Linked DNA regions of Mus musculus: region 1 is linked to region 2. A link is a loop called in an ENCODE intact Hi-C map of the cell type or tissue named here. Cell type or tissue: heart. All regions are shown on one strand. Each heading gives the region's core, and the rest is flanking DNA. Links, peaks and the distances in the headings are about the cores only.

Region 1 (8,321 bases), core at 173-8,172, 57 kb after region 2:
GATGGCATGCTAGATGAGATCCTGGATCAGAAAAAAATTATGAAAGGTCTTTCTTCCTTCTCTCTCTCTCTCTCTCTCTCTTTCTCTGACAGTGTAGACCAAGCTGTCCTTAAACTCAAGAGATAAGACTGTCTCTACCTTCTAAGTGCTGGGATTATAGACCTGGGCCATCACCCTCAGCTTAAGGAAGTTTCAATAATTTGGGTTTTTTGGAGACACGGTCTATGTAACCCAGGCTGGCCTCAAAGTGTAGGATTTCTGTCTCTCCTCCCCAAGTTCTAGGAACCCAGGTATGAACCACCATGCCTGCCCTGAATAACCTATGACTTTAACTAATAATAATGTACTGATACTGATTAGTTTACAGTAAGAAATATACTTTATCAATACAAAATGCTAGTAAAAAGGAAAAATATGAGGTATATAGAAATTCCTTGAGGTGAGATGGCTCAGCAGTTAAGATCGCCGACTGCTCTTCTAAAGATCCTGAGTTCAAATCCCAGCAACCACATGGTGGCTCACAACCATCTTTAACAAAATCTGATGCCCTCTTCTGGAGTGTCTGAAGACAGCTACAGTGTACTTACATATAATAAATAAATAAATAAATAAATAAATAAATATTTTAAAAAAGAAATTCTTTGAAACATCTTCTCAATTGTTCTAAAAATCTAAAAAGCCAAATCTATACCATCTCACTGTTTCAGAATAAATAAAATCCAAAGTCTTAAAAAGGGACAAAAAAAAAAAAAAAAAAAAGTTGCTCTAGAGATGGCTAGAAAATGATACCCATGACAGGAAATAACAATGGAAGGATTAGAAAAGGTGAATCTGAAAGGTGACAGCCCAGCCCAGAGTTAAGACAGTCAGCATTAGGAAAGAAGAAGGAATAAGCAACACAGAAGAGGAAGGAAGCGCTAGGGATAACAACCACAGTCTAGCAACAGACTATCGAGACCCAATATTCAAAAATCTGGACTTAAACAGTGCAACCCACATCTATAATCCCAGTGCTCAAGCCGCTGATGTGAAATCCTGACGGGAGGGAGGAGAGTGACAGACACCTGGCTGAGGCTAAGAAAACAGAAATGACAGGCCCTAATTTTCCAATGAAATATAAAGTAAGGGTATTTGCCACAAAAGGAGGAATTAAAGGGCTAATGATAGAGTCTTGTAAAATAGTCATAAAAGAATTTAGGCTTCCAGGAAGCAGGAATTGGCAAAAAGCTGTAATATTGACAGAAGTTAACACGAGACTGAATCTTCTAACTTCCGATTTTCTTTTCTTAGAGTCTAAAATCAGTAGCCAAGAAAAGAGTTGATGAATATCATTCAAGACAAAGACAGCCACATGCAGTTCTGAACTAAATACCTGCAATGCAGGTGGCTTAGGAGGCGGGGACAAGAAGAACAGGAGTTCAAGGCCAGCCTGAACTGCAAGAGACTATCTGAAACAGCCAAAAACAACAAAAAAACCCAAAAACAAAAACAAAAAAAAAAAAAAAGAGAGAGAGAAGAGGGGGCTAATATGGCTCAGAAGTTAAAACACTTGCCACATTAATATAAAGACCAGTACTCAGATCACCAGCATCCATCCACATTCACACCTGTGGGCTGGTGGCATGCCTACAATCCCAGCACTTGGGAGACAGAGACAGGATCCCAGGAGCACCCTGACTATCTAGACTAGCTGAGTCACCAAACTCTGGGTTAAGGTGAAAGATCCTGTCAGATATAAGGTGGTGGTGGTGGTGAAGTGGGGTGGTCAAGGAAGACACCTGACATCAACATCTGGCCTCCACATGCATGCACGTGCACACAGACAAGTACACGCATTCACACCCACACCCACACCCACACACACAACCAGAAAACCTAAAGAGGGCAAAAAGCTGCCTCTGTGGATTTGAGACTGTCAAATGGCGACTGGTAAGGAGGCTAAAGCGAAGGGGAATACCTGAAAGGAAATGTGTCACAGATGAAGTCCAGGTTGTAGTAATCCTGAGGTGTAGCTGAAAATACAAAGGTACGTCAATGATCTCGTGCTCAGGAACGAGGGGGTTCAGAGCATTCCCAAGCTGCTACAGACAGAATAACAAAAATAAAAACAAAAGGGCTAGAGAGTTGGCTCAGAGGTTAAGAGTGGCTACTGCAGTGGACCGAGGACTTGGGGGTCTGATTCCCAGCACCGACATAGTGGCCTACAGCTCAAACTCCAGCCTCAGATCTAATAGCTCTTCTGACTTCTGTGGTCTCCAACCACACAAATGACGCACAGACATACACACAGGCAAAACATTCACACACACAAAATAAGTCTTTTAAAAAAACAAACAAAAAAACATAATCTGTGGGCAGTAGATAGGAACACTGCCGTTTTGCTAAAATTGCATTTGAAAAGCAGAGAGGCAAAAGAACAGCTTATTTTCCTCTTCTACAGAGCCACAAAGAACAGAAACTATCTCTATAGCAGGGCAGGGGCCAGATGGAATATAAAAAGAATAAGAAGGTACACATTAAAAGCTGCAAACTGCCTGTCATGGTATTAGACGCCTTTAATCCCACAACTTGGGAAGCAGAGGTAAGTGGATCTCTATGAGTTCAAGGCCAGCCTGGTCTACACAGTGAGCTCTAGGCCAGCCAGGGCCACATAGTGAGATCACATCTGGGGATTGGAGTGTTAAAGATGAAAGTTGCTTTTTAAAGGTTGGGCACAGTGGCTCATGCTTTTAATTTTAATAAGGAACATTTAAAGCAAACCAAGAAGCATAAATGGCACATTTTAAAACACACCGTGCATTACCGCACAATCACAGGATCACTTCTACAAAACCCTAGTCACATATGAAGACCAAGATGAAGGCTACAAAAACAGTCACCGGGTACTTGCACTACGTCTTCCAAATATCTATTTGATCATCTCGAAGTCAATATTGCACATTATCCTAAAGACAAGGCAACTACAAACAAGACAAAAACATAAAACCGATTCTCAGCTTCACACACAAACAGCTGACTTCCAACATTTCAGACAGCTCGACTGAAGTGCTACTCAACCTTTAAGAAATCATGGGGTTCTATCAATTATCAAAGACGTTGAGAGAAAGGCCAGTAGATACTTTCCTGTTTGTTTTCTCCCACTTTAAATGGAAAACTCCACCAAGGAGAAAAGTCAAGTTGAAAGTTAAATTCCTCTTCCCTTCACACGTCTGGATTTCAGTGACACCCACCCCCACCCCCACCCAATGAAGATGGGGCAAAGAGTGAAGAAGAAAGCACTATGTAGCAATGAGATCATCAGCAGACACAGCCCGGAGAGAAAGAATGAAAACAGGGAAGGGTAGAGAGCAGGTACAACAGTAAGAAATGGGGGAGGGAGAAAGGGGGTTGGAATTGGAGGGAACTGAGCACAGGAGCCCATAATGCTGGAGAACCTTGCAAAGGTACGGGACTCCAACAGCTAGAAAGAGCTGAAGCGCCTAAGGGTCCCGGAGCAGGGGACATTGGAGGACCCCAGGGTTTGGGAGACCGGAAGCAGAGACCCCCCCCAAAAAACACGAGACCAGAAGGGGGCGCAGGTAACAACCCAAAAGGAATGAATGGGGAAGGCGGTACGGGGGCGTGGCAAAGGAGGAGCCCCGGGATGGGCGTGGCACAAACCCTTTTCCAAGTCCGAACCCCTAACCCAAGAATCCCGGGAGAGGCGGCTCCGCGATCCCCGCACTCACCGCCGGTCTCGTCAGTTACATAGGGAGTCGCCATCTTGAGAACCCGAACCACTTCCGGCGTGAGCGGGCTGGGGTCCCGCCCCCCTCCCCGCCGGAAGTGGAGTCCTCATCCTAGCAAGCCACCATTTTAATCTTAAAGAGAGACTGCACCATTTCTCTGACGCGGGAGGCGGAAAAGGCGAGTGTAAGACGCTCACAGTCATGGGCTCTTAGACTACCACCGACGCCACTGTTGACCTCCTGATGTATATAAAACAATCCCTAGGGCTCGGAGAGAAGTTTGGGCATAAGCCTTATCCCAGACAGTCCTCGCAGGCTCAAGGCCCACCGGGACCCAGCAGGAAAGCTGGTAAAAGAGGAAAGGAATATGCAAGGCCCCTCGCCTGCACCAAACCCTAGGGCGCGTGTTGGCATGGGCAAAGAAGCCCCAGGGATACACGAAAACCCGGGCTAACACTTAAAAGTGGGCAGGTCTACTCGGCACGCCGACCACTCTCGGCCGCCCAGGTTAACTGATCAGAGACCTACGAAGGGGTGCGCAAAGATCGGCGCACTGCGAGTCGGTCACCTGTCCCCGTGGCCTCGGGGGTGCTGGCGGTTTCCATGACTGAACTGGGGCGGGCAGCCCTGGGGATTCAGCGGCCGGCGAGGTAACTTCTTGGCCTGCTGCTCAGTACTGGATCCTCTCGGGTCAGAGGGCACGGGGTGAAGGCTTTTGGGGCGGACCCAGTCAGTATTCTAATTAGCCGCGCCCCACACTTCGGATTAGCTTTGGCTACCGCGAGCAGTTCCACCCTTAAATCTACCGGGACAGTGAGGCCACTCCCTTTGTTAGGTTGTGCCTTGTTCTTGGAAGGAGCGCCAAAGCCCGGTCCGGTCCCTCCCCTCCTCCATCAGCAATTTAGTTCCTCTGGGGCTAAATCCTGTTAAACTTGTTTCCTCTTCTGTCAGGAAGGTGCTGGCTCAAGCTCCTCTCCTCAGGTGTCTGCCCTCCTCCTACAAAGCTTTTTCCTTAACTCTTTCACCCTCTTCTATTGCCCAACTTTGGCTTACACTAACGTCCAACAGTGCCTCTCAAATTGAGAAGTGGGGAAATATTAGTACTTCAGTAGTAGACAATATGTTCTACTTTAAAACAAAACAACCGAGCAGTGGTGGCGCACGCCTTTAATCCCAGTGGAGGCAGAGGGAGGAGGATTTCTGAGTTCGAGGCCAGTCTGGTCTACAGAGTGAGTTCCAGGACAGCCAGGACTACACAGAGAAACCCTGTCTCGAAAAACCAAAAAAAAAAAAAAAAAAAAAAACCAAAAGGAAAAAAAAAAAAAAAAAAAAGAAACAAAACAGGCTAATAAGAACCTCAACTAAGTTTTCAAAAGCTCACACATTGTCCTCCTTGCAATTCTCCCAGCTTTAACCTCTCTCCTTTCAATTCAAGTCTCAAAATGACTTTAATGCTATTTGCATGCACTACATGTTTTTACACGTGTATACTTCTTTCTTTTCTTTTCTTTTTTTTTTTTTTTTCGAAACAGGGTTTCTCTGTATAGCCCTGGCTGTCCTGGAACTCACTTTGTAGACCAGACTGGCCTCGAACTCAGAAATCTGCCTGTCTCTGCCTCCCAAGTACTGGGATTAAAGGTGTACACCACCACGGCCCGGCTACATGTATACTTCTAATCCCTCACTTTGTGTGTGTGATAATCCCTCACCTATGCCTTTGCTTCCTCCTGCATTTGGGTATGGTGGAGGGAGGGATGCTGGGGAGTGGAACCTAGAGTGTAGCTAGCATTAAGTCAGGCAACCATTCTGGCCCAAGCCTACCAGCCCGTATCTGTTTGTTCATCAATTGCACTTAAGTCCTGTCTATCTAGTACCCTTTCCTCAAAGAGGAGAAGGAGATGAGAATATGGAACAGTGCCTCTGAAAATTAGTGAGGTGCATGACTTGAACTCTTTCAAGAGTGGTCTCTAAAGCTCTCCACGGACCTGCTCAGTGAGGGGAAATACTAGTGTGACCTGTTTACTCTTTAATCTCTGGACACTCCCCATCACTGTACCCCTCAGACATCCTGCCCCCATCTCTGCAGGTTGGCAGGAAGTGAAACTCAATTGTCTGTTCAGTAGACTGGCCCTGGACCCAGCCCTGGGCCCCGGATGTATAACCCCACCCAGAGGAAGAAGAGGCTGGGAAAACAGGCTTGTTTTTTCCTTTCCCTTTGTTCACTGTGGTTTCTTTCTTTCTGACTTGTATGATGTGGTTGATTAAAGAGATGAGCACCTGGAACTATAGACATCAAACACCTCTTCCGTAGATGGTTCTTTGCTTTTCTTCCACCACCCCCACCAACAACTGACCTGAGAATATGGCGAAACACAGATCCAAAATAAGGTACAAAGATGTTACAGTAACTCTGAGCTCCTGCCAGGCAGTGGCACACCCTTTAATCCCAGCACTTGGGAGGCAGAGGCAGGCGGATTTCTGAGTTCGAGTTCGAGGCCCACCTGGTCTACAGAGTAAGTTCCAGGACAGCCAGGGCGACACATCGAAATCCTGTCTTGAAAAACCGAAATAAAATAAAAGTCTGAGTTTCTCTTCATATTCCTTATTGGAAAAATCATATTCCAACCTATGGCTTGTTTAATGTAGGAGAGTCTTTGACTTTATGCAAGAACTGATTCGAAGAGTAGTTTGGGACACAAGTGTTATTTAAACAGAATCTTTGTTTACGGTGATCAAGAGCTAGGAAGCTTTACAGACATCTAGGCACTTGCTTCAGTTTGTGTTTTTGCTTATCCTACAGAAAGAACTAAGAACAAGATCAGGTATAAAGAGACCTTCAAAAGTGTCTGTTGATAGCAGGAGTGGCACACACCAATAAACCCGGTAAACCCAGCTCTTGAGAGGTTGAACCAGGATGGCAATTTCACTGCCAGCCTAGGCTATGTACATACTAAAATCTTGTCTCAGGAAAAAAATCGTTTGTTGGACTGTGAGTAAGGAGGCGATGTAGGAAGGGGAGATAGACTTTGCTAACGGTGACGCATATACTGTTAAGAAGAAGGGTGTGGGGTAGCGGTATAGATCCGTGGTGCAGCACCGGAGAAGCACGTTCCAGGCACTGAAGCTCATCTGCAGCATGGTGGTGACAGTGATGGAGGAGGAAGAGGAAAAATGAAAACAAAAACAAAGCAGTGAAGGGTCAGGATGCAAGCAAACCAGAACAAACCTGAAAAGGACAGCAGAACAGAGACAGGTCACTCTCCGACTCCCGATCTGAATCTAAAGTTTAAATAACAACAGCAGCAGCAAACCCCACTACTCTAGAGAGTTGCTTCAACAGCTTTGTCTCCAAATACTTGAAGACTACTTACTTCTGTTTCCACTAGAGGGCCTTTTGTTTCTTTCGGTTTTTTTTTTTTCTTTTCTTTTCCTTTCTCTTCTTTTTTTTTCTTCTCTCTCTCTCTCTGACCCTCACTGGACCCGAATATATACACACATTTCCAACAAGCAGTCTGCTCTCCCACTCCTTTCTATTCCCAGCTGTAAGAGGATACAATTCCAAGAACACAAGGCTTTGTTGTGCTGCTCCTACTTCAGAGAAGGGTAGGAGGGAGTTAGTCGTGGGTTTGGGGCGGGGCGGGGGATGCAGGATGCCTGGGTCCCCAGTCCCTACCAGTAAATCCCCACTCATTGGTCTCCTTTCCGTTCAGCCTCACACCAACCATGCTGCTTCAAGAGTCCTGACAGCTCCAATAACAGGTAGGAGGAACTGAAAGGCTCTGCCTTCAGACTCTACCTTTGCCCAACGACTTCTGTGCCATCTGCCAAGGCCAGAGGGTAAAGTGCTAGGGTTGGGTATGAAGAAAAGGTGAACACAGTCAAACGTTGTTTTATGCACCTAAATCTCCACCCTAGTCTTAAGGAAAGGATATGGATTTTGAGAGAAAAGGCTGTGCATAGACAAGTCCGAGGCGGAGCTGAGGAACTCGGAGGAGAGGTGGGCAATTATCTCAGGCAGGGTCAAGCAATGTGAAGCCATGTGGAGAAGGAAATGCACCTAGGTCTAGGGTTGTGTGTGAATTGTGGAACTCTGGCCTTGCCTCTCTGGGTTCTCCTGAATGTGGAATCATTGACTTGGGCAGGCGCGTCCAAAGTGATGATTTGGAGATTGGAGGGCCGGCCAATTGCTGACCAGTCGCTGGGTGGTTCCAATCAGCACCCTGACCCCTACCTTGGCTTTCCTGGGAAGGGATGATGGGAGAGGCTTTGACTAATTAGAAAAGAAAGATAGAAGTAGAGCTGCCCCAGGCATGGGAAGACAGAAGCGTAGGAGTGGAGAAAGTGGCACAAACCAGAGCCCTGGAGATACTCTGAAGGCCCGGAGCAGATTGTGTTGGAAAGCTGGCAACAGCGGTGGGCTTGGGCGCGGCAGGAGGGCAGGCTGGGTCGGGGGCGGGCAGTGTGTCGTCAGGAGCTGGGCGGCCCCGCAGCGGCCGCGTCTTCCTAACCCGTCCCCTCCTGTCCAGCTCGGGCTCCGGCGCCCCTGCTCTGACCGTGCGCTCTCTTGGGTCAAGGTAGAGCCCCCGCGAGCCC
Region 2 (8,321 bases), core at 117-8,116:
GAGAGAGAGAAAGAAAGATAGATTTCTCCCTGATTTGCTTTGGGCTGAGACCTCTGGCTGCAGTACTGAGGTCAGTGACAAAGAAGTCATCACAGTATCCCAGGACTGTGCTGGTGGCAGTGGTTAGACAGTAGACATTCAAAGACCTGCTGACTGCCACACAGGGGCTGGGAAGATGCCCAGAGAGCTGCCCTCCACCATGCAGCGCTGGCGGGCCACAGACACACAGAAGCCCACGCCATACGGTATGGACAGAGGAGGTCACCCAGAGGCCCTGGGTACCTGAGTGGTACTCAGGCTCAGATGCAGGACTTTGAGTTGATACAGTCCAAAATTTACATCATCTATGAACTGTTGGGGCACATAAAAAGGCTGGTCATGCTGATCCAAAGCAGGAGGATCCTCATGACACCAAGTGACAGGATAACCAGAAGGATCCCGGTGAGGATTCAATATTGGTGGTGTCACAAAAGCCAGAGACCTCAAACCAAACTCACTACAATGAACTTTTCCAAGTGAAGATGTGTGATTGGAGGTGTATAGTGTGGGACACTGTGAACAACACACTACAACTTCCATGACAAGACATTTTCCATGCTTTGTTTTGTTTAGGGTGCGTGTGCGTGCATATGCGTGCGTGCTTGCGTGCGTGCGTGCGTGCGTGCGTGTGCGTGTGTGTGTGTGTGTGTGTGTGTGTGTGTGTGTGTGTGCGCGCGCGCATGTGGTGTGTTTTAGGTGAGAAGCTTCAAGAGCACACAGGGATATGAGTGGGACTGGGGCACAGAATGTGAAACTCACAAAGAATCAATAAAAAGTTTCTTGGGGGCTGGAGAGATGGCTCAGTGGTTGAGAGCATTGACTGCTCTTCCAGAGGCCCTGAGTTCAATTCCCAGCAACCACATGGTGGCTCACATCCACCTGTAATGGGATCCGATGACCTCTTCTGGTGTGTCTGAAGACAACGACAGTGTACTCATATCAACAAAATAAATCTTTAAAAAAAGGGGAAAAAAAGATATTTTCTTTAAATTCCTCCCTTACCATTCATGGTGCTGTATGTGTGAGCCCAGCCTTTCCCAATCAAAAGCAGGAAGATCACAAATTCAAAGCTAGCTGGAGCTAGTCTGCAAAACCATGTCCCAAAACAAAACAAATATCCCTTTGTTCAGGTGATAGCAACTAAGGGGCTGTCTGACTAGGCTCTTCCCGACCCTAAGGAAAGGAGCTGCACTTAGCTGCTGCAGAGTAAGTCCAACCCTTCCTTTTATATTACACCCCCTCCCCCCAAAAAAGACCTTACGACAAAAGACTTAAGATGGAGAAAAGTCAAATTCCTAGTCAGAGAAACGCCTTTATAACTCTTTCCCAAGAATGCTACCCTTAGCTAGGTATAGTGGCAAAACCTGTAAGTCACAGCACTCACAGATGGAGCCAGGAGAAATCATGAGTTCCAGGTTAGTCTGTCTACAAGGTGAAACCCTAACTCAAAAACAAAACAAAGAAAGGAAATCCTTCACCTTCCCTTGACTCTACACTCCCTAAAAACTGGAACAGAAAATATGGGGAAAGAGCAACAGGAAGCAGCAAAGGATACTCACCATTACTGCTAGCTGCCTATAGGCCTTCTTTAGTTCAGTGTCGGATGCTGTAGCTTCAACCCCCAGCACATGAAAAGGGTTTAGTTCATCTTCAGGAACCCCAGCCATGGTCAAGAGTCGGGTCACTTCCTCTTCAGGCTGGCAGTATCGCCCGCTAGCTACAGGTGCATTGCCCTGTTTCTTAGTCCTCTGTTTGACCCAGGGCAGCTCCTGCCAGCCCCACTGTATTAACCTTACCAGCTGCTGCCATGGCCTGCTATCTTTCAGCAGAGTCAAGCAATGATGCAAGGCTGGAGAACCCAGCCAAGAGAACAGCCAAGCGGTCTTATCCCTCCAGCCTAACCGGTTGCCCAGTCCCACCGAAAACCTCCAGCCCAATTGTAGACATCCCAAAAAGAGGGCGAGAGCCAGGAGTAGGAAAGCACCCACTACCCTAAGAATACGGATGAGCAGCCCCACCACACAGAAGAAGCTCTGGCTTAGAAACTGGAACATCATGCGGGCCCAGCCCCCCAGTCTCCTGGCCCAGACCCCCACCCAGACTCGAAAAAGGTCCAGGTCACTGCCTTTCAGCTTCCTGCATGCGTAAATGAGATGGCCACAGGTTTCCACATACTCTCCCACCAATACCAGAAGTTCAATCAGCCACCAGAAGCCTGCTTGTCCAAGCTGACATAGTTCCTCTACTCCCCACAGTCCCAGGCCTCTGCGCTTATCTGTCTGACTTCTTTTTCGGGCCAGCCGATGACGACCTGGGGCCTTGGGTTCTCTGCGTCCACTATCCCGAACATCCTCCTTGATCAGAAAACGGTGCTTCTGCCTCCGGGACAAGGGTTTCTTTCCACTGGACACACGTGAAAAATCACTGGGAAATTTAAGAGGTTCCTCATCATCATATTCTTCTTCCAACTCTTCATCTTCCCCCAAGGCTGGAGAGGTGCAATGGTGGCAAAGGCTGCTAGAAGAGCCATCTCCTTCCTCGGAGTAAGTTCCTTCGGGGACTCCAGGGCTTCCCTGGCAGTTACAAGCAGATGGAATGGAAAGAAAAGAAGGACTCCCATCCTCCTGGTACCCAGTCTCATTCTCTCTTGAGAGTTCCTGGTCCACTCCTGACTCTTCTGAACCTGTCTCGCTCTCATCAGGGTAGCCTCCTCCTCTAGGTGGTCCTGGACCCCTTGGAGGACCATGGCTTGGATCTGACCAGTGGGCTGGATTTGGAGGCTGTGTGTACTTAGGGCCGGAGTGCTCTTTGAGGCATCGTGTACCATTAGGAGCAGTCTCTGCTGAGTCCCTGAGTCCTGAGAATGAAAGTATTTCGGGGTCCACAGAGGATCCTGATGTACTGAGGGAGGTACCACCACTGCGGTGGGCTCCACACAACCTTCTTTCTCCCGGGTGCTTCTGGGCCATGACCCCGGGCTTCCTGAGGATTTTAGGTCACTGCCATCATTGCCTGTAACAAAGATATCAAGTTGGGAATGGTCAAGGATAGAACCAAGAGTTAAACAATCTCAAAATGACATATTCAATGTACCCACTCCCCAGGCAGTGTTAGCTCAAATTCGCTATCCCTAACAATAAACGTGAGTTAGGCAGACCACAAACCTGCTTGCACCAACCCGGACCTCAGAAACCCCCTTACTCCCGAAATCTTAATTTTTTTTTCTTCTTCCTCCAAGAAGCTAACAATCTTCAATCTGAGAAATGGGGGGGAGGGGGGGTGCCGCAAAGGGTGTGGTCGGGGCGGCGGGGGGGTGGGGGGGTAACTCTTAGGAAAAAAAAAAAAGACTGCCTGAAAGAGGGAGGCCGCAATCTGTCAGAAAAGGGTGGGGACCGTGCAGGGCTAGAGGAAAAGCTGAGGGCGGAGCTTCGAGGTGCCCCTGCAAAAGATTACCCGAGAACCCACCGACGGGGTACCAGGGGCGAAGGCGACGTACCGAGCAGCAGCGGTAACTCCTCCCTCCTCAAGCAGCTGCGCCTGAGGCCAGGGGGAGCTGCCAGGGGGAGCTACAGGAGCAGCTCCCCCGGCTCCGCCTCCCGCTCACGCTCCGCTTCCGCCTTCCGTCCCCGCCACGGCCGCTTACTTCCACTTCCGGGGTCACCGGGGGGGGGGAAAAGGTCGCGAAGGGAAGAGAAAAGCGCTTAGCCGAGGCTCTCACTTGCGCGGCGGGCGCGGAGTCAATCGAGGAGGCGGTGCTAGAGCATCCGGCCCCACCCCTTAAAGGGCCCTCCGCCTCCACGCAGGTCCCGCCGTAAGCGAGCTGAAGCCTGCGAACTGTACTCCTCGTCGTCGCTGCTGAAACGGAGATGAAGGGCGGCTGCCGAAGCACACACCGTCTTTGGCGTGCAGACAGACACCCAGGGCACGCAGAGGAGCCAGCGACCCTGCTCGCCCAGACCCTTCCCTGTCGGCTGTCCAGCCAAGAGGTTGCGGAGAAGTGTGTGTCCCGGACTAGCTAGCCCCCTAAAGAGACGCGACACTTCTCCTGGACCCAACTGGCGAGCTTCCACGCCGCCGATCCGCCCCCTGTGAACGCGGCGTAAGGGCCGGGCCAGGGAATGCGGCTAGGGGTACCTGGTTCCACGGAGCTCAGAACCTAGTCCAGCGTAACAGAACCCCGCACTCATCTGCGTGCTGCTTTGCATCTCATTTACATAGTAAGCTTTGGGTCGAAGCCAGCACGCTCCCCAACCCCTACGCAGACCCTGATGGAACCTCTCGTCTGCACTCCTTTAAAGCCTTACAGTTCTGCCAGTGTCCCTGCCAGGCCCGTCTTGCTCCACAAGTTTTTTTTTCCACCCATGAACACCCCCACCCAGCACTAGTTAAAAACCCTTCTCCGGCTCCCGACCACCCGGTTCCCCAGAAGACAATACTCCAATTCTCTGGGAAGTGGAAGAAACCAAGTTGGACCAGCGGGTGCTTTGGGACCCTATTTGGGCTTTGAAAACGTTAAGTTGGTAATTAATCTCCTTAGCATTCAGAGACCTTCCGTCTTAGTCTTGATGGGCGTCACAAAACTCTTCATTGCTATGGTTAGGGGGCGTCCCTCCTCCTAGATTAGAGAAGTGGGTAGCCTGGGTTCCCCCACAGACAGAGGTAAAGATTGAGGGGGCCCGCCCCGTGATGTCATCCTCCCCCCCCCCCACCCCATACACACTCCCTGTCTCCTTCCCCCACACACACCCCCGCCCCCAAGCTAATTGCATTTAGCTCCCTGGGTTTGGGCTCCGACTTGCCTGAGTTTAGGGAGCAACAGAGCACAGTAGCCCAAGGGGGTGCCTGCGGCCAACAGCCACCCGTGTGCCTAGGACCTCTGGGCTGGAATGAAGCTGGAGGTCTAGGAAAGCAATTCCACCCCTTTGCTCTCCTCAGCCCTGCAGGGTGGTGAGTAGTTAACACCCTTCCTGGTCTCTCCTTGTTTTGCGTCCCAAACTCTTAAGCGATTGAGAAGAGCCCCGGGAGGTCTCCAGTCCTTCAGCCTCAGTACCCTAAAGACGGCAGAAGGAAAGTGCATCCGCACCACCCTACTCCCGCAATGCCAACCTCTCATCGTCAGTGATCCTTCAGGATCAGCATCAAATCCCATTGGCAGCCCAGGCGTGCCTGGATGAGAGGGTGGGTGGAACAATTCCCGTGTGAGTCTGAGGCTAGTAGCAAGTGGATACCAAGATGTGAGGAGATTATCTGTGGGCAAGGCGCCTGCTTACTCCATGTAGGGCGATGGGATTTGGACTGGCTGTATTCGGCTTTCCCCAACCACTCCATCTCGGCATGAAGCCAAGACTTCAAAATCCGGACAGAGGCTGACTGGGTGACTCTTTAAGTCCTTATTTGAAACTTTTAAATGTCTGTTCCCTTTCTTCCTTGGGGGTTGCATTTAGCTTACAGGTTTTGGGCTCCGACTTTCAGGAGTTTAGAGAGCAACTCCAGGCCTGGGGAGCCGATGGCCACCCCCGTGCCTAGGACCTCTGGGAGCTGGATGAAGCTGGAGGTCTAAGGAAGCAATCCCACCCCTTTGCTCTCCTCAGCCCTTCAGGGTGGTAAGCAGTTGTTCTGAGACCCTAAGGTGACTCATCCTCTCCTCTTCCTTCCTCTCCCACGTTATTAACCCTACTCGGTCTGGTTCAACCGGGCTTAGTATTGAATTCCAACTGCAGATGAGAGGAATTGCTTTTTAGTTGGAACAAGTCATTTTTTCAAAAGAAATGGAAGTACAGAATCCCCAAGATTTGTGGTTTCTGCTTTCTATTCTCTTCCAGGTTTACCAGCCCCTGCCAGTTAGCTATGGATGGATGAAAGGAGATTTCTCTAACCTTCCATTCTGTGACCACCTTCTCTTCTACCATGGAAAAAGCCTCATTGCCTCTGACTATAACATCTCACCCAAGGCCCTTTAACCAACAACTCCCAGAGCCCCCAGCCCCGAGATGTGTCTTGGAACCCCAGGACAGCCTCGACTTGGCCCCTGCCCTTGTGTGTGCCCTTTGCTGCTGCTTCGGAATCATCTACTGCTGCTTTGGTGAGAAAGGGCAGGGCCTGGGGATGGGGTGGGGGGCAGGGGCAGCTTCCCAACACTGCTACCCTCAAGAATGATGCCAAATGTCTTCCTCGCTCCCAGGCCACTTCACCTCCTCTGTTAGGAGATGCCTACCTTCAGAATTTTCCATCCTGCCTCTCCCAGCTTCCCATTATTCTGTTTGCCCGTACCGTACCCTCTGGCTCTCACCTCTGCCTCCGTTATGGGCTTTTCCTCTGTCTCCTACCTCAGAATTCCATTCCTAGTTTATCCCTCCCACCGGAGATTTCAACTCTCCCCAGAATCTGAATCAGTCTGTGGTGATTTCCCATGTACCTAGAGGACCTAGATGCTGTCCTGCTTTTTTCCCACAGTGCATCCACTCTGCCTCCTGGTTTCTCTACCTATCCCCTCGGAATTTCTGAGTTCCCTCCTTCTATCACTGGGCTTACACTTCTCTTTCCCCTTTCCTTGAGGTTGCCACGGTGTGCTGTACCTGGCTTCTGCTCCCTGGTTAGCTGTTCCTCTCCCAATACGTAGGACCCCCTTTCTGTATCTCAATGCCTCCTGCCTCCCTCCCCAGGCTACCGCTGCTTCAAGGCAGTGATGTTTCTCTCGGGTCTGCTGTCAGGAGCCCTGGTGATCTTCCTCCTGTGCCATAAAGAGCGGGTGCTAGAGACACAGCTGAGCCTGGAGGTGAGCGCAGGCATAGCACTGGGCATCGGACTCCTCTGCGGCCTGGTCACCATGCTGGTCCGCAGTGTCGGGCTCTTTCTGACCGGTCTCCTGCTAGGTCTGACCCTGGGTGTTGGAACCTTATTGGGTACTGAACCCATCTACCAGCCGCATTCAGCCTGGGTGCCGGTCGGCGGACTGATGGGGCTGGCACTGCTGGGAGCCCTGCTCACACTTCGGTGGCCACGTCCATTCACAGTCCTGGGCACAGCACTGCTAGGTGCTGCGGTGCTGGTGGCCTGTGCTGACTACTTCCTGGAAGGACTGGCACTGGGCACTAGACTGGGTGAACGCCTGCAGGCACTTCCAGAGTTGCTTCCTCTCTGCTGGTATAGCTGGGTCTTGCTGGGAACCTGGCCAGTCTTGGGGGCTCTTGGGACACTGGCCCAGTGGAAACTCATGGCTGAGGAACGTGGGAGCCGCACCAATGGTGAGTTAGTGCTGTGGTACAAAAAGCAGCCAGCCTGCCCCTGCTTCTGTCCCCGGATTCTATACTTGAGGGGAGGGAAAGATGGAGAGATGAGGACTGGGGAGGATCCCACATCAAACAGGGCAGGGCACTGAAGGAAAGTTAAAGCTGAACTAGCCAAAGGAAGTCTGGGTAGAATGAGAAGGAAAATCGCCAGGTGATGCAGAGCACAGTTATTTCAAGACTGTTATGAGAGGGCAGAGGAATCCCAGAGAAGGATAGGAGAAAAATGTAGAAGAAAATCTGACAACCGAAGGGAAGGTGAGGCTTGAGAGACCCACAGCAGTAAGGTCAAGTGGACTTCTGTGGTGCATGGTTCTTTTGGGGGTTGGTATTCGGGGCCTAAAGAATCCCCCTTGAATCTGTATTGCCTCCTCCCCAACAGTGATCTTGAGCCACCAGCAAAGGCATCTCCAGCTCCTTCGGATCCATCAGCAGCAAGAGGCTAAGAGGCATCGGAACTCTTCTGGGACAGGACTGTGTGGAGGCAGCTATCGGAACCAGCTTACCCCCAATATCCGGAGCCCTGCTCACAGTCCAGCTCCAGTGAGTAGGAGGGTGAGACACCCTTGTTGGGGGTAAGGGGGTGACCAAGTGATGGCCAGGATGAGCTGGGGGCTCTGACCCAGAACCTTTTTTCTACCCTCTCCACCCTGTATCCAATTAGAGTTATCTCCAGAGTCTTCGAGAGTATGAGCTGGTACCAGGCACCCAGGCCCCAGGCACCCACACTATCCTGGACCTGGATTCTGATTGCAGCTCCACTGGCCTGCTTACCACACCTCACTCTGACCAGACCTGAGCCTAACCTCCAGTGACACTGATACCCCTGGTGGGGGCAGGAGATTGCTAAGTGGATAGGGCCTGAGCCCATAGGACCCATACAGATTTCCCTACCTCTTAGACTTGGGAATAGGTTCTGTGCCCAGACCAACCCTTTTAGAGACAGGCAGAGAAAATTCTTATAAAGATGGGGGGGAGGGGGTGGAAGACAAAGTA

What was found. Peaks named below come from ENCODE experiments on the same cell type or tissue, not always from the same donor. Only the 100,000 strongest peaks of a DNase experiment are listed, where the experiment ranks them.
Region 1: a loop joins it to region 2, with 7 times the contacts of the local background. A loop is called at or near these places in 16 of 42 quality-filtered maps.

The regions. Positions count from the first base shown.
Region 1 is chr10:128,743,974-128,752,294 of GRCm38, reverse strand. Pym1 (PYM homolog 1, exon junction complex associated factor) reads right to left here and starts at 3,840. Exons shown (of 3, transcript NM_001170869.2): 1 at 3,729-3,840. The coding sequence starts at 3,762. Gm31504 (predicted gene, 31504) reads right to left here and starts at 7,348. Exons shown (of 2, transcript NR_168573.1): 1 at 7,100-7,348; 2 at 6,413-6,954. It overlaps Dgka (diacylglycerol kinase, alpha), which reads left to right and starts at 8,219. Exons shown (of 24, transcript NM_016811.3): 1 at 8,219-8,321. In heart, for the core only: CTCF peaks have their summits at 3,586 (motif pointing right) and 7,097; DNase peaks (open chromatin) are centred at 3,734, 4,474, 5,834 and 7,424; H3K4me3 peaks cover 3,589 bases; H3K27ac peaks cover 2,877 bases.
Region 2 is chr10:128,800,898-128,809,218 of GRCm38, reverse strand. Tmem198b (transmembrane protein 198b) reads left to right here and starts at 4,772. Exons shown (of 5, transcript NM_178066.3): 1 at 4,772-4,986; 2 at 5,862-6,121; 3 at 6,702-7,283; 4 at 7,708-7,868; 5 at 7,990-8,321. The coding sequence starts at 5,947. The coding sequence ends at 8,124. It overlaps Dnajc14 (DnaJ heat shock protein family (Hsp40) member C14), which reads right to left and starts at 3,665. Exons shown (of 7, transcript NM_001359825.1): 1 at 3,536-3,665; 2 at 1,599-3,051. The coding sequence starts at 3,008. In heart, for the core only: CTCF peaks have their summits at 3,600, 4,997 and 6,798; DNase peaks (open chromatin) are centred at 3,728, 4,388, 5,028, 5,158 and 3 weaker places; H3K4me3 peaks cover 5,731 bases; H3K27ac peaks cover 3,814 bases.